Regions from separate parts of the Mus musculus genome. Here region 2 is linked to region 1. Evidence: chromatin loops called from intact Hi-C (ENCODE). Cell type or tissue: heart. All regions are shown on one strand. Each heading gives the region's core, and the rest is flanking DNA. Links, peaks and the distances in the headings are about the cores only. Region 1 holds the start of Msantd3 (Myb/SANT-like DNA-binding domain containing 3). Region 2 holds the start of Cavin4 (caveolae associated 4).

Region 1 (8,833 bases), core at 412-8,411:
CAAACAAGAACTATGAGCCCCAATGACCTTTACCAGTTCCTAACTGCAGTGCTCGGGACTAAGCCTGGGGCTTCCTGTACGCTGGGGAAGTGTCCACTGCTCAGCTATGCCCCCAACCCACGCCTTTTCTTTTTATAAACCAATTAGCTCAGGGTTTAGGCACAGTGGCAGAAAGTGACTGACGTGTCGTCTGAAAACGTAAGGGCATGCTGACACTTATTTCGTGGCATGCAGCAAGTCCTCTTTCCTCCCTGTCAGCTCCTCAGCTCTAAATTACAGCTAAAGCAGGTGTTCTCTAAGTCCCATCCAGGGCGGGTGGGTCCAGATTAGCAGTCGTTCCTCTGCAAATTAATTTCCACAGCCCAATACAGCCAAAGACACATGGACAGCATTTTCTGATTGTTCATTAAGCTAGTAGGGCTTTGGACCAGTGAAATAAAATACTGTGCAGCACAATGAAATGATCCTGGCACCTTCCAGCAGTCCTTGCTTTAAGGCTGTACACAGGTTTAGCTTTGTACATTTAGCAATTCCAGGAAAGGTAGCTAAGGCCCACAGGCATTTGATCCATAGTTGTTATTCATGTAGCCACACACCTGATTGCCATTTATTTTGTTGTTTTGTTTACTAATTACAGTTACATGTTCTACTGTCCAAAATATCTTTTTGACATGGGATTAATCAGTAAATTTTAGTTTTCTGGTTTCCTGAGAATACCAGGAAAGCCCTAAGGGAAGTAGAAATGGCAGCTTTTCAGAGACCCATGATGACTGTGGCTGTCATGGCTCACAGGCTCAAACCTGTCTGCCCAGGACAGCCACCCACCGACACCCTTTCCTCCTCTCCTCCTCCTTTCTTTTTAGAGGGCTTGGCACCAACACTGACCTTGCCTCGTCTACTGTGTTGCCCCCACTCTCTCCAGGCAGCCATAGAACTTGGGGTTTTTTTTGCCATCTGTGTCTGTGCGTGACTGTGAGTGGATAAGCCTTGTGTTTAAGGCAAGGCCCCTCTCCTCATACTCCTCACCCTCCTCTTTGTCCTCCCACTTACACAAACCCCACTTTAAACTGGGTGAGTATTCTTAAAAGTCCTGGTCCCTTCCTTCATCTCCTCCACAGCTCCATCTTAAAGCGCCCCTGAAACGCCTTTAGATTTATTATTAAAGCCTCCCGTTCGGGAAGTGCTTCTGACATGCAGAAGGTGCCCTTCTGAGGGTGTTCTACACCATCCTGCCTCTTGTCTTAGCCAGGACACTCTCCTTCACTCCCACATCAGAAGACTGACTCTCAGATCTGCTCTAGCCCAAGGCTATCAAGTACTCAGCTCTTACCACAGCGCCTCTTACAATTTTTCCGCACTGCAATCCATCTGCTCTGTCAAGGGGGAACTACGCTTTATGTGCATCTTTCACACACAGGAGATGCTCAGTGTTTGTTCAGACGGATTGACATTTCCCTAGCAACCTCCTCTATTACTGCCCCATATGGGTACCTCAGAAATTATCAATTCTCCAGAGAGCTAAAGCCATACTAATTATTCCCCCACTGTCTACAAGTCTCATGAAGACTGGTGATTTCAGCCATAGCCAGGAGGCTTCCCAAGCCAAGGTCCTCAGCATGTTCTCCAACATGCGCAACTTTCTGACAAAACTCCATTCTACAATGTACTTCAGTGTCTACTTCCATCTCCCCTGTTCTCACCGCTTGTACCTTCTGTAAGACCTTAACCTCTAACTGGTCTCCCAAATGCCCACTGCGTCCCTCCCTATAGGGTCGAAGAGAGATGGTCCTAAAATATAGTGCTCATGGCACACCCTGCTTGTATCCCGTGACATCTCTTCTACCTCCTACAAAATAAAACAAGTCCAAACTCCTCGTGCATCACTCAGGGCTTTTCTACATCCTGCCTGACTACAAGCAACTCCTCCATCTGCCCCACCTACTGTGTCTTTCAATCCGATCAAACCAAACTCACCTTCATGCTACCTTCTCATGGCTCGGTTTATTTCTGACGTCCTCTGCCTGTGATCTTTGCCCAAGGTCATTCAGTTGCTTTTTTTTTTTTTAATCCTAACAGACCCAGTTCCTGTGTAACTGCTCAGCTCCCATGTAACTGTTCTAAAGCCTGCCTAATGCTTACACTCTTGTTTATATGTAACAGCTCTTCTTCCAAAATGAGTTTAGACAGTGTGGCATATATTATACTGGTTATAATGTATTATAACTGTCCTGTGCTGCTTAAGCCTGTGAAAGCTGACTCTGGGGCATGGGGAGGCCTTCCATTGTCTCCTCCAAGACTCCTGCTCCTGGGGAAGGCTGACTCCTTAACTCTGTAATAAGCAAAACAGTAAGCCACAGTGGGCGTTATGCACATTTTGTCCTTGAGGACAGTTAGGAGGTAGACTGTTTGCAACCAGCTTAACTGAACTTGAAGCTCCTCCATGGAGTGGATGGGGAGGGTCCTCAGGCCTAGGATCCTGCCAGTTGGGAACTCCCAATTTGACTATGTTCTTTCTCTATCTGTTGCTATTTGTTCTTTGACCTGAGGAGACAAGCCCAAGCTACCTGGGACCCATGATTGGGAATTCCAACTGACTACCTCAATGGGGCTTCCCCGGCGGATTTCAGCTGCATACCTGTAAGCCCTCGGGTTGATCTAGTCTTGTGGTTGTTCTATCAACCGCTCTACCTCCAGTCATCTCTGCTGGATGCAGAGGGCGCAACTTGATGTTTTGCTACCCAGCTCTGGCTTTTCTCCGTCTGCCGCTCACTATTTATTCTCTTACTTCTGCTAGCTACCTACTTAATAATTCACTCATTCAACTACTGTTCAACATTCTCTGGACTCCACGGAGCAAGTAGCTTACAAGTTCTATGTACACTGCAAGTGCATTTTTTAAAGAGAGAGACTGTCACGGCTGAGACTCAGCAGCATGGATAGATGAAAGGCAGGAGGTCACACAACACTCAGAATCTCTGCCATGGGGCTCCAACTGGCCCCGAGTCTCTAGGGAAGGAGGTGACCCACTCTTCTGCAAGCACACTGTCCATCACAAACGTCAACCAGTAGCACTTCCCACACGCTCTGTAATTTACCCTTTGTGTCCACCTCCCTCTCTGAAATGGGAAACTCCTAAGGAAAGATATAATTTCTGACTCATCTCTGCATCTCGGCATGTAGCATGACTCAGCAATGGACTGGCACTCTGGAGACCTTTTTTTTTTTAATGAATGAATGAATGAATGAATGTCCTATAGCCAGGAAATACAGTGAAGTGCTGTTTGAGTTCCCTGCCAACTACTTGAGGGGGAAAAAAAAGTCATATTCTCTCACATGCACAAACTATAATCATAAGGTGAGTGATAGTCAGGAAATAGATGAGGTCCCAGCTGTCTATCTCCCCCAGAGCACTTGCTCTTTCCACTGGGCATCTCTGTGTACCCCCAAATTCTCTTCTGAGTCCTAGTTTGAAACAAAACTCCTTTATCCAACAAGTCTGTCAGGCACACTCATGGGAAAGGTGTAAGAAATTGGGAGAGGGCAGGGTGCCTTCTCTGAGAAGGGGCCAGCCATGCTTCCAGCAGGCTGTGGACTAAAGCGCCCAGTTCCTTTCCTTACTGCCCTCCCCCCCTACTGCCGCCCCTGGATATTTCCTGTCCTCCTCATTTTTTTCATGCAGGCTACAAAGCCTTTCTCCCCCATCCCAAACTGAAACTCAAAAGTTTCTTCAAGCCCACTGGGACACTTAAGTGAGGAAGGGTCGCAACTCCCCTTCTTCACATCAGTTAGGCCGCTGCTAAGTTAACCACTTATCAACCTTGGGGGCTGTTTGCTATCGTCATCTCCCGAAACACAAACAAACACTGCTACCAGGAACCCCTGCATCCCAAGTCGCAGAACGCTTTTCCAGGCCTAACGACAGGGTCTGCATGGCTTCTGAACGCTTTCACCCTGCTGCAGGAGTAAAGAAAGACAACTTCTGATCTTTCTTCAGGACCTCTCCTGCTACCTCCTCAGAATGGACCTGTCGCAAGACGCAGCTGTGGGGAGAGTAAGCGGATGACCCCATCTTTCTCCGGGTTTTGAAATACTTTTTCTCCATCCCTTTTCTTGCTCTCCGGTCTCAAACTCTCGTAGCTGGCCTCAATCCTAAACTCAGGAACTATTTTATTAACTTTCAACAATTTCCTGGGTAACTACACACGCATGGTCTCTTCGGATATGCGAAAATCCCACACACACAACTCAGGCCCTATTATTCCAGCTCCAGTTTTAAATGTGTGAAAATATGTGTCTTTATCCTAGAACCATTATCCTAAGTACCGCAAAACATTTTGTACTTATCATAGCAATAAAACATCCATTCTCAATAATCACAACAGGAGACTAAATTCTTGTTTCTTACTCCAACATAAAAACCCTTCCTGCAATTTACAGATTGCCCGTGCGATGGTTTAATAATTCAAGCCAACTGTTTAGGACCTAGGGCCTGGGACATGAAGTGCTTAATTTTAGCTATCAGCCGACACACATTATCTCTCACAATAGTACTTGGGGGTGGGTATTACATCACACCCTACTCCCCCATTATAGAAACATCAACCCAGCAGCCTCAGAGTAAAGGAGCTTTCCCAAGGTCAGTCGGGCAGGGATGTGATGCACTATTTCCTTCTAAGATCCTCTTTAGGAGGGACCCAGCCCTTTATACCTCTGGACCGGACTGGAGGAGGCAGGGGGTCTCAATGGAGACAAGTACTGAAAAGCGGTGAGCACAGTTCCCCCGCACACAGTGGGGATATGTGGACCGGGGCTCCGCGGGGTCAGCCGGGTTTCCCCCCAAGAGCCTCCCGGGCCCCGGGCTCCAAGCTCCCGTCCCGGGAGCTCCAGCGCGTCTGCGAGGCCCGCGCGCCGGCGCTTTGTACGCGGCAGGCCGGCCGGGCTCCCGGGGCACCGCGGCGCGCGCAGGCGGCCGTCGGCCTGCGGGGAGGAGGGCGCGGCGGCTCGGCCCGGGAGCCCGCCAGACCCCCGCGCTCCCGCTCCGCCCGCTTTCCCCGCCGGCCGCGGCCCTCCGGGCCTCAACCTCCTACCTGCAGCGGCGGCGCGGCGGCCGCAAGTCCCGGGGAGGGGCGCGGAGGCGCGGGCGCGGCGGCCTGGGCTGCTCTGGCGGGCTGGGCGGCCGGCAGGGCCGCGGGCTCCAGGCGCCGGGCGGCCGCGCGCCCCCGGCCGGCCAGGCCCCGCCGCGCGCGCCGCGGCCACAAAGCCCCGCGCCGCCGCCCCCTCGCGGGCCGCTGCCGCCTGCCGCTCCGTGGGCGCCGCGGAGGGCGGGAGCGCGGCCCCGTGCAGTCCCCCACCTTCCCGAGCCCCGGTTCCGCCGCGCTGCCCACCTTGGCCCGGGAGCTGCGGAAGGGGCCCGTCTCCGCCAACAACAAAAGAATGCATTTTCCCACACCGGGGATGTGGCAGTCGCCCGCACGAGTTAGCGCGAGCCTCCTGACTGACGTGGGCCCTTTTCGTCGGGGACTCCACGAGGCTGGGAACGGCACCCCTTCCTACTCTGAGTTCAGCGCCAACTTTTGTGATTCTAATGGGCGGGATGTGTCTCCAGAGATGGGGTGTGCGCTCCCCCTCCCCCCAAGGACCCCGGCTACGTGCACCGACCTCAGGACACGACTCAGACCCTGTGTGCCTACCCAGTGGGACCCAAGGCGCGCTGCGACGAATGCCGGGCGGCTTAAACAACTGGGGGCAGGGGTCCTTCTGCCGACAAGGCCTTCACCCCTCCCCCCAGGATGAAGACGGTTTCTTTTGCCATAGATCCGTGAAGAAGATTCCAAGCCCAGAGAAGGGCAAAGAGAAGGTTCTCAAACTTTTTCTTTTTAAGCGAGATGAAACTCAACCAAGCGTAGAGATAACAATTTAAAAATAAACAATCCTGTGGCACTCATTACACTTAGAATAGCCAACGATAATCACTTCACCTCCTTATTCTTAAGGGTTCCATCCGAAGGAAACCCCCGCACCAATTACGTAGTCACTCCTTTGCCTAGTCCCTGAAAACCATTAATCTCTTTTCTGTTTCTATCGATTTACCTTTTTGTACATTTCATGTAAATGGAGTCGTGTGTCTTTTTGGAGCACGCGGCAGGTTGTGTGTATGTGTGTATGTGTGTGTGTGTGTGTGTGTGTGTGTGTGTGTGTGTGTGTGTGTGTGTAGTTGGGGGTGGTACTCACTAAGCTGCCCAGGTTGGCATTGAACTCTGGGGCCCAGGCAGCCTACAAATCTACAAACCTCCTGCCTCAGCTTCCCTAGCTCGTAGCTGATATCACAGGCCAGCTTCATTGGGCCTGGTCACTCTGGCCAGGTCAAAGAATCCAAACAAGGTTCATCCAGATTGTAGCATGCCTCTTACTTCATTGCTTTTTGTGGCTACATAAGCTGACCATTGTGTATTCTACAGTTTGCATATCTGTTCTTACAGAAATTAGTGGATGTTTAGATTATTTCCACCTTTTGGCTAATGTGAACTGGTTCTCTGAAAACCCCTAGACATGCATTTGTCTAAAGAACCTGTTTCCAATTCTTTGGGATACATACTTAGAGTAGAATTTCTGGATCATATGTGGTAATGTGGCCATGTGTAACTTTGTTGTTGCTTTTTGAGGCAGGGTCTCCTCTAGCCCAGGCTAGCCTCAAACTTGCTATGAGGCAGAGAATGACCTTGGATTTCAGATCCTCCTGCTTCTGCCTCTGGAATGCTGGAATTACAGGCATGAGTCACACATTCAGTCTTTAAACAGGTGATCATCCGGTTTTTGAACTGGGGAAAGAACAGAGAGACAGCCTAACATTTTCTGGTATGGAGGCAGAAGCACCTATAAAATACTAGACTAGAGAGTTGTAACTACTTTTTCTGCCTTGTGTTAACAATAACTTATCTACTGTCCCAGGAGCTTTGAAATTGCCCAGAGTCAGGAAACTGACTGGTGGGTGGGGAGGGTGCTATTGGCTAACAAACTTTATGATTTGCACTTAGGCCTTCCAAGTAATGTCAGATCGGAAGTCCTTAAAGATATTGTTCTGAGGATGTAACCAAAGGAAAACTATTAGCCGGGCGTGGTGGCGCACGCCTTTAGTCCCAGAACTTGGGAGGCAGAGACAGGCAGATTTCTGAGTTCGAGGCCAGCCTGATCTACAAAGTAAGTTCCAGGACAGCCAGGGCTATACAGAGAAACCTTGTTTCGAAAAACAAAACAAAACAACAACAACAAAAAACAAAAAGGAAAACTATTGGACTGAAATTTGAAGATCAATTTAGATTGGAAATTTGATTGATAGGTAGTAAAGTATGGGCAAGCAGGAGATGTACCACGAGGACCTATATACTACATATTTCTTCATGACATATTTTCTCTTCCTTGAATCTGTGTTCTCATTGTTTATGAGGGAGTTAACAATGCCTACGTGATGGGGTGGTGTCTTAGTCAGGGTTTCTATTCCTGCACAAACATCATGACCAAGAAGCAAGTTGGGGAGGAAAGGGATTATTCAGCTTACATTTCCACGTTAGTTCATCACTAAAGGAAGTCAGGACTGGAACTCAAGCAGGTCAAAAAGCAGGAACTGATTCAGAGGCCATGGAGGGATGTTACTTACTGGCTTGCTTTCCCTGGCTTGTTCAACCTGATCTCTTATAAAACCAAGACTACCAACCCAAGGATGGGACCACCCACACTGGGACCTCCCCCCTTGATCACTAATTGAGAAAATGCCTTACAGCTGGATCTCGTGGAGGCATTTCCCCAACTGAAGCTCCATTCTCTTCATAACTCCAGCCTGTGTCAAGTTGACACAAAACTAGCCAGTACAGGTGGGTAAAACCTTCAACCTGAACCTCAATAAATGGTCAGAGTTCTCTGTTTAAAGTGCTGAAGGTTGGCCTGAGCCACATGAAGACATACTGCTAAGAAGACATTTGACCACGAGTTTCTCCTCAAATCAAGAGAGTCAGGCTAGCTTCAAAACTAATATGGCCAGGGTGACAACTCAAATCCCTAACACAATGTCTTCATCTTGTCTGACTCGCTGTTTCCTGACTAGGGGTGGCAAACTACCCTGGTCAAGTTTTTAGCGTGGCTGTTCAAGTGTTAACATCTGTATAGTGGAGCAACACCTACTTAATAGGGCCATTTCAATGAGATGGTGAATACAGAGGGCTTGGCCGTGAGCTAGTAAATAGAAAATACTATCGTATGTATCGATAACAAAGCTATTTTAAGTTCTCCAAGGAAAATATGCACAGAAGAGCAAAATTAACACAGAAACCAGTAAGTAAAGCTATGTGGGGAAAAGGTGATGGCATACCCCTGCCTCAGGGCATTGCAGCCCACTCCCACAATGTTTATTAGTGCTAGTTGAAAAGAGCTTTAAGCATGCGCTTGATTGCTCTGGCCCAGGCTTACCAAGCAGTCTTGACATAGCAGCTGGTGGCTACAAAAGCTTTCTGAAGGAGAGAATACAGATTGAGCAACTAACCTGAATACAGCAGGGTTCTGAAAAATCACAATGTTCTTTGCAAATTGATGTTTCCTTTATCTCTCTGCCTGTTACTATTTTGAGTGGACGAAGCCCCCGGAATCTAACTGAGAATGGATATTAGAAACTATTTTAAAGTGGCTTTTCTACCAAGCAACAGAGTCGCATCCGGCCTTTTCAAAGGACGATATTTATTTAATCTGAGGCAAATTGGAAAGACAGAACCAGTATGAGCTGGAGGATCTGCAGGTATCTAAAAGCCACTAGGGACCAATCTTTATATACTTAGTTCCAAGTTGC
Region 2 (8,833 bases), core at 1-8,000, 120 kb before region 1:
TTGAGGCCCCAGGAAGTAGGGAGGTATGGTGGGGTGGGGGTGGTGAGGACATTGGAGGACATCCTCGTGGAGACAGTGGGGAGGAGGTATGGGGTTGGAAATGGTCATGGGGCAAACCGGGAGGGGGATGAAGTCTGGGCTGCAAAAAAGAATTAGAGAATATATATAAAATTTATTAAAATCATGAAACTCTTGCACAGGGAGACTGCTCAGCTGGTGAAGTGGCACAGCTATATCCACTAAAAATGGCGAGAAGCACAGCTGCTCGGCACAGTTCCAGCAAAGCCGAGTGGATTACTACCATTGCTGTCCTTCTGTCTCTAACTTTTGGAGTTTGAGCTCTGTGTGTTGCATTCTTGGGGACTTGCTACTTTATGAAAATCATAAAATTAACTTTATCTGGCCACTATTTGGAAGTCTTCCTTTTGCCCTGGAGATCATTGAGCACAGATAAGCACAGAGTTAAATGAGGTTATCACTCCAGAAATCTTCTTGGGGTATCTTCCCCTGAGCAAACTCAAACAGCATAATCGGTGCAGGGTAAACAGAGAGACAATTGGCAAACTCTGACTGACCAGGAGAACAGGTTATAGGTTCAAGGTCTCTTTTTATCATAGGCTTAGGTCTCTAAAAATGTAGCTTAAAGATAGGGGACACGCAGGGTACATCCTGGAGAAATGGAATTCAGTAAATAGGACAGATTAACTAAAACATTTCTACTTTACAGTGTAGATGATGAAACATGTAGTAAGAGAAGTTATTATATAATTTCTATTTGCTATTCATAAAAAGACCAGTTCAGATACTCTTGTTTGTCCGGAGTGCTTTCAGACAGCAAATACTGCCAACCTTCAAGCAGGCTGTCGTATAATAAACGTGCTTGCTCCGGAGGAGACTTCTTTGGACTCTTTAACCTGAACTTGTTACCCTGCACATACAAAGAAAGATCAAGCACACACTCTGTGCCACTTGGACAATCACTGGTCTGTCTTTGTTCTGTGAAAACTGTATAAATAAAGAAGCAGCTGATTACTAATCGGTCAGCTGAGAGATTCCCCTGGCCTGGCTCCCTCCCTCCCCTAGATGATCACTCCTCTACAGGCCACCCTGTCATCAAAGACCCTCCAACACTCCTCTCTGTGCCTGCGGAAGGCTCTCTGGGAAGGCCCCAGCAGGGAAGAGTTTGCCACCCAAGAGAACCTAAGTTCAGACCCCGGAACTCACGTTAAAAAGGAGAAGAGTTTGGACTCAGGAGGTAAAAAACACTTGCCAAGCAAACCTGATGGCCTGAATTCAGATCCCACGGCAGGAGGAAAACCAGTTCCCAGCAACTGAATGGTGTTTCATTCAAAACTCCTCAGAGGTAAAAGGTATCTCAAAATTCAGAGTGAAATTGACTTTGGGAAAATTCTATACCATCCCAGGATGGCTTCAGATCAAGCGAAGTCTCCTATCAAATGAGTCATCTTAAAAGCTTTATTTGGCTGCCACAGTGGTCCATGACCATAGCCCCAGTTCTTAGGAGGACTCGGGAGGAGGACCACAAGATCAACACCAGCCTGAATTACACAGTAGGGCGGGGGAGGGGTGAAGGGCAAAGCCACTTAAGAGAAGAACAGACTCTGCCAAGTGTGTCAGAAGAGAACCAGCTAGAGACAGGCCAGCACAGGGCACAGGTGAAAGAAACTGGTGTGCCATTTAGAGGTTATTTCTAAAACACAACAGGCAAAAACTTCAGGAATTACGATTTTTTTTTTTTTTGAGACAGGGTATCTCTGTGTAGCCCTGGCTATCCTGGAACTCACTTTGTAGACCAGGCTGGCCTAGAACTCATAAATCCACCTGCCTCTGCCTAGGATTAAAGGCGTGCAACCACTGCCCGGTGAATTATGACTTTTTTTTTCTTGTTTTTTTTTCTAGACATGGTTTCTCTGTGTAGCCCTGGCTATCCTGGAACTCACTCTGTAGACCAGGCTGGCCTCAAAGAATTATGACATTTTTAAAAACTGGACCATGAGTTAAATTTTCTAAATGAGACGTTTGAAATTCAGGTTGATTCCACTCAACAGATTGAATAAATACACAAGAAGGATGTTTGCACACACTCTAAGACATGACCAGCTTGATAGTCAAGAAGACATCCTTAGAATCTAATTCCTTCACTGAAATGGCCTTGTTGGCTACAGGATCAGAATGCTCATGAGCCCTGCCTCTCCTGGACAAAAGAGGCAGAGGTGGGCGTCTAATGACTCTCTGATGAATCAGTTAGAGGCAGGCAAGTTATTCCTCTCCCTTCCTGACACCTGTTGTGGGGAGCCGCCTCAGCAAAAGTGTGGGCTGGGCGAGCCTAAGAAGGTATAATTAGAAAAGGAAAGAGCCAAAGGGCATCAGGGTATTACTTGGTAGACAGAGATCCCCAGAAGCCTGCAGTGGAGGCGTAAGACACGGGGAAACTGGAGTATCACACATCCTTCTCTTCAAACACAGAGCCGACAGTACAAAATCAAGCAAACAGAGACAAAGGTAGGGAAAGACCTTGCCGGGGAATCTAACACAGCCCCCAGGAGCTGGGACCACTGTGAGTTAAGGGCAAGCACACAGTGCTAACGACAGAAGGTTGATGGGGTAAATTACAGTTGACTTCTGAATACAATCACATGTCTATATCAAAGTCCAGGTAAAACTAGCTTTTTATTGTTTTTGAGACAGGGTCTCACATAGCTCAGGCATGCCTCAAAAATCACAGGATATCTGAATTCCCAATCCTCCTGCCTCAGCCTGGCAACTGACAGGACTGTAGGTTTACACCACCACACCTGGTCTAAAGGACCATTGTTACAGCAGAATGAATGCTAAGGATCCGAGAAAAGTGGAAGCGAATCAGTATCAAAGGAACACAGCCAGCAACACTTTGGATACACAGAAGTGCAGAACTTATCATTAGAGGAGACTGAAAACTTTCTAGCCACAGACTTGTGCTTCCTTAGTAACTGCAATTGAGAAGCTACGCTGTGGCTCATGCCACCCACGCACAGGGAGAGGGATCACCAGTGTTCAAAGAGAAACAACCTGGGTAAGAATGTCAGGCAACCTTTAAATGCCAACATTCAGAATTTGGCCAAAAGCTTAGACGTATACAACTGTAGAAGATAAGACACCAATAAATATTATCAACAAAAGAGATGCCTGGGAAAACTTAAGGAATATCTCAGATAAAAATGAAGATATATGGGGGCTGGTGAGATGGCTCAGTGGGTAAGGGCACCCGACTGCTCTTCCGAAGGTCCGAAGTTCAAATCCCAGCAACCACATGGTGGCTCACAACCACCCGTAATGAGATCTGGTGCCCTCTTCCGGTGTATCTGAAGACAACTACAGTGTACTTACATATAATAAATAAATAAATCTTAAAAAAAAAAAAAAAAAAAAAATGAAGATATATTTAAGCGGCCTAGCTCAGTTTCAAATAAGTTTAGAAGGGACAGTCTTCGATGAGAATTAAGTAAGGTTAATCTTAACTGCTAAAAATAACCATGTAAATATATCTATATACATTCTAACCTATAACAAGTACAGAAATTTCAGTCTTAGGTCAACAATATGAAACTTCCTATTTTCCCTGTAGGCTTCTAAAAGGTAGCAATTTGTTTTGTTTTGACAAACTCCTGCATAATTTATACATCTTAGTTTCACATCATCTTCAAGGTAGTCTGTCTTAAAAGAAAAGAGCTTTATGATTAGCTAGTATCTCTCAGTTTCTTTATGGAACTATAGAATCCAAACACAGGAAGGAAATACCAGCAAGTTACAGAGAATAGAAACAAATAGAAAAACAGCTTTTCTGTAGGGGTCAGGGAGAGAATTTCACCGATAGATGGAGCCAGGTGAAATTTCTGTTTCCTTGCTGCAGCTTCTGTGAATCCTGAGGGAACTGCTTTGCTTATAGGTTCCCCTGATACGTGGGGCCCCCAGTGTTCTTCCTGACATAAGCATGCACATGAGGGTGAGCAGGCAGTGGCTGATGCCCCAGGAGGTGAATGGATCTATTCTTTGGTCCCATGCCCAGCTCATCACTATCTGCACCAGTACTGGAATGGACACCTGAAGTCAGGTGACATTTTTAAGCCTAGAGAAAGGCCTCTCGGAGCTTATAAGAAAAGGGTGATGGGAAAGAACTTTAAAGACACCAGTGTACTCTTCTATCTTCGAAATTCCCCATCTTTTCCCTAAATACCCTGTGAACTGATAAAAACAAATCCAAAAGTACCTCTCGCCCATTCCAGCGTAACTTGAGTCTGGGACACTGCCGAATGCACAGAGAACGTGAAGGTTACAGGCCTGACGTTTCTATCACTGTTTCTGTATTTCATGTTGTCTGCTCTTCTAGGGTTCTGTGCACACTGACTTCCACTTTTAAAAGTATATAGATGTGTGTATGCATGGATGGACATTCCCACACATTCCTGACTTTATGCTTACAACAAATCCTCTGACACACAGGAAATTCGGGGCCAGTAGGTTTGGAAAAATTTAAAGTTCATAATACATACTATCAAAAATGTCTCCCAAAATGTGCCAACTGATTCTCCCAAGAGCAGAACTGGAAAGACGGGCCTTCCCTAACCTTTGTACTTTGGATTTACAGTTCTGTACCAGCCAGTGTTTAAATAGGCAAGCAAAGATCCCTGGTGTCATCTGCTTTGTCTTTTCTTATCATCGTTCATTCTTAATGTGACTAAAGAGTCCAACTTGTCCATTTAATTTACAAGAGCTTAAGAAATATACTGTATTTTTATAATACAATATATGTATTTCCCATAGGGTCTTTTAAAAACATATATTGAGCATTTATAGGATCTTAGCGGGGGGGAAAAAGGCTTCCCAATTGAGTAAGGAATTATTTATGGACTTCTATATCTGTATTATTGTAAGAATAATATTAAGACATAAAACTTAATGGGGAGTTGGGACTCAGTGTCTATAGTACTAGCACTTGGACGGCTGTGGCAGGATCACCACCATAGTTTGAGGCCAGCCTGGATTATTAAATAGTGAGGGTTAGGTCACCATGAACTATGGGCTGGACTGTCTTACAAAACCAGTCAACATTTTTAACACAAATAATGGCCTGATTTGGAAACACTTAGCTTTTCTTATTGTGAATAATACAAAAAAAATTCCAATGGACAAACTATATTCAGAGTTTTTGATTTACTGGTTGAGTTCTTGGTAAGAATAAATCTATGACTGCCTGGGTGCTGGCTCCTAAACTGTTCTCTTTTAGGGGGCTGCTGTAAATCAAACACAAGCCTCGGCCACATGAACAAGTGTTCTACTCCCGAACTGCATCCTTGGAACCTCCCGGTTTCTTCTTTTATGTAGCAAAACCAGTCTTCAAACTTGAGATTTCTTAAGACCCTTTTGGCTCCAACATTCTAAAGTCTACTGGGTCACTGTGTTTACTAAGACTCAAATGCTGAAAGAACCTGACAGTATTGAGTTTCAAAGGCAAGAAATAGCCCGAGCCACAAGCCACAGTTCACATTCCATGACTAATAAGAAGCCTGACCCATGGGCGAGAGACAGCAGCATTGGTTAGGAATGGTTCTCTCTCCCAAGGTGACTATTTGGCGAGCTCAGTATATTCCCATATACCATGGCTGACATGTGACATTGGACACCCCTGTGACTCGGTGGCAAAGGATGAGAGGGAATATGGTCATCGAGCTGGCCCCAAATGCAAGCTTACCTGGAAGATTACCACTCGGAATTTGTTTTTCTTCATTATTTCTTCTTGCTTGGTTTCGACTTTGGTTACACGAACCTGTTGCTTCTCTACCCGGGCCTTGACATCCTTAATGTGAGCGCTGACTTTCCGGGTCTTCTCAAACAGCTTGTTGACAACGTAGCCCGTATTGCTGTGTGACTGTGAGAGCTTCAGCAGGTCTATTTGGACAGACTTTATCGCGTTACCCATTTCTCTGTGTCTCTCCTCAATTCTCTTCTGGCTTGCCTGCACACTGTCCACGACACTGGCCACTCTGTCCAGCACGGTCACAATGGTGAGGGCTGCGTCTTGGTCTTCATCTTCCGTCACACTTGACAACCGATTCTGGTGGATTTTACCAGCATTTGAAGCTGATCCGTTGTGTTCCATTTTACTTTTTTCTCAGCAGAAGGTGTCCTATGGCAATCCGGTTCCTACGCCTGGAGCCAAAAGTCGGCTAGGAAGCAGGCAACGGAGCTGCTTTAAAGGGTTGAAAACCGCACCCTGGAGAGTGGTCAAGTATTTATAACACAAGTGCCCATACGTGACTGCCCTGCAACATGAGCCCTTGCAAAGCACCGGGGCCGGTTCCAAACATGCTTGCCGACTGACTAAGGACCTCAAATAAGTCTGTGTGGGTGGGAGGGGGAAACTGTGAGAAGAAGTTCACTAAAGCCACTATGTTACTCATACTGAGCCTGCAAGCCAAGTTGCTTCAAACACTGAACTAAGTTTTTCTCTTTGGATCATTTCAGGGGGTGGTTTGTAAAAGGAAAGAGAATTCTGAACTGCAATCTTCTTGTCCTATGAATTGTTCCTATTATTAGTACTAACAGACCAATATCAAATAATACAATAAATGAGCACACAAAGCAGACCGTATAGTGAAAACATTATATTATAACATGCTTTTCCAAATCAAATTATTAAAATTAATATTTAAGTTTAAACATAGTCTTTAAACTCTACATGCATACTTTTGACTGGCTAAACTACATGTTAAACGCCTCGATACATTCTACTCACAGTTCAGACTTTGAAACACCAACGATCTATTAATAGAGCTACTACAGGACAGATTTGAATTAGAGGTCTTAGGTCATTTTTAAGCTCACTTTCAGAGCACCAATCATTAACAATTATTTCTGCATTGTATTCACAAACACTGATATAATTTGTACATTTATATTAAAACAAATACAATGTTTAAAAATGAATGTGTATTAAAGTAGTTTAGCTGATACTGTAGGTTTTATTGCAATCTGCTCATTAAACGCCCTATCTTGACAATATCTAAACCTATTTTCAGTGACCTGTTCCACCGTTAATTCCCAGGCCCCTTTTAAAATGATTAGGATTATTTCTTCAAGGAGAGAAATAGTCAACTGCAGTTTGTACAGCTTATAAATATGTGACATCTAACACATACACACAGCTTGGCAGCCCATGCAATAGGGGAAGTGTCTAAAAAAAATCAGATACTAAACCTCAAAAGCATTTAAATATCTATTTAAACACAGTGTCCTCTAGATTTTTTTTGTAAGAAAAGTAATCTGTAAACATCTTTACTTTAGTTCATGCTTTGTCATTTGCTGTGGTCACTGGGGAAGAAGTATGACTTTATGACCACCGTGAAGTGGGTCCATCCGTCTCTGCAAAAATATTACATTCCATGGATAAAGAACAAGTCTTAGTAGTATCACCATGTGTTACAAATTCGTGAAGCCAATTTCTGTATTTAAAAACATAAAACAGAGACTACTAAACAGTCAAAAACTGTTGTAGCTAAATATTCTAAATACGAGCCAACAGTACTACACTAAAAATGTCCAAAAATAAGGCCTCTGAAATAAATATTTCCATTCTTTAAAAAAAGACATAATAAATGTACATCACGTGGTCAGTGCGCATATAAAAGTCCGCGGCTCAGACCATTCTGGATGAAGTGTCTGAAGTAAAATGACCCAGGTTCTGCTTCTGCCTCCGCCCTCTATTGTTCTTGGGGCATTTCCTGTTGCATTGAAAATACAGATATTAAAAAACAAAATCAGTTAAGGATGTTTAAACTATGTCAAAGTAACGCACAGTTCACACACTGCACCCGTTAGAAAAGGAAGTAAGAGACTTAATTCAAGGCACAATGACTGGTTGTTCTTTGCTCTATAGCTGGAGTTGGGAGGGGTCACACACTGCTGATACACATTTCTGAGAGGGACGTCGGCCTCTCTGGCCCGGTAAGTCCTCAGTTCCCGAGACTGATCGCTGTGAAGGTGAAAAGATGCTGACCTCACTACTTTTCCTGAGCATTATCACAGCGCCAAGGCGACAAGGAAGCTTCTCTGACGGAGAGCAATAGCACAACACCGATGATCTCAGACAGGATGCGCGGAAGCCCTCTAAGTCAATCAGAGCTGGAGTACACCTAGTTGCGGCATGCCACAGAACCGCCCAGGAGACTGGGCCCCTCCCTACAGGTGAGGGATTCCTGGTCCCTGATCTTACATTTCAGTAAAGGTGGTCCTAATGTGGAACAAACCTCCAGACAGTGTTAACTATTCCTTTCTCTACCCACCAGACTGCATGATCAGCTCTTGCAAAGGAGTGTGTGAATGCAGAGTAAGGCACTTATGTGGATTCTGGCCACTTTGAGTTTGGATCCTACTGTTAGTATCGGTAGTAGCCATCTGTGCAAATTCGATGCTCCTGTGTGGAAACAGCCTCATTACAAGACCATTTCCACTGTATTTGCCCTAATATTCCATGTTTGCATTCAGTTTCAAAGAGGGCTGCTTTGCCTTAACTTAAAAGCCTTAACGACAATGTTTCTGATGGTTTCAGTGGATTTTCTTTCACTAATCCTTATAAATATAGTCTGATGCAGACAGGGCTGGGATCATATCCATTTCATAACGAGGGAGCTGGCTGACAGGCTAAGCAACTGGTTTCAACTGTCACTAACCCACCATGACCGGGAGGAATTCCAAGTTCCTGGGACCAGGCCTTTTTCTTCTATACAGTAGAGTTTGGCTAAGACATGTTCAAAGTCCCTGCCAATTTGCCATTCTA

What was found. Peaks named below come from ENCODE experiments on the same cell type or tissue, not always from the same donor. Only the 100,000 strongest peaks of a DNase experiment are listed, where the experiment ranks them.
Region 2: it touches region 1 in a loop (6-fold over the local background); 6 of 42 quality-filtered maps call a loop at or near these places.

Annotation. Positions count from the first base shown.
Region 1 is chr4:48,536,823-48,545,655 of GRCm38, reverse strand. It overlaps Msantd3 (Myb/SANT-like DNA-binding domain containing 3), which reads right to left and starts at 5,575. Exons shown (of 3, transcript NM_001145924.1): 1 at 5,385-5,575. In heart, for the core only: no CTCF peak of the experiment used is centred there; DNase peaks (open chromatin) are centred at 4,635, 5,405 and 5,455; H3K4me3 peaks cover 3,509 bases; H3K27ac peaks cover 5,511 bases.
Region 2 is chr4:48,660,946-48,669,778 of GRCm38, reverse strand. It overlaps Tmeff1 (transmembrane protein with EGF-like and two follistatin-like domains 1), which reads right to left. Exons shown (of 10, transcript NM_001356272.1): 10 at 6,648-7,778. The coding sequence ends at 7,694. Cavin4 (caveolae associated 4) reads right to left here and starts at 6,265. Exons shown (of 2, transcript NM_026509.3): 1 at 5,750-6,265. The coding sequence starts at 6,157. In heart, for the core only: a CTCF peak has its summit at 3,861; a DNase peak (open chromatin) is centred at 6,338.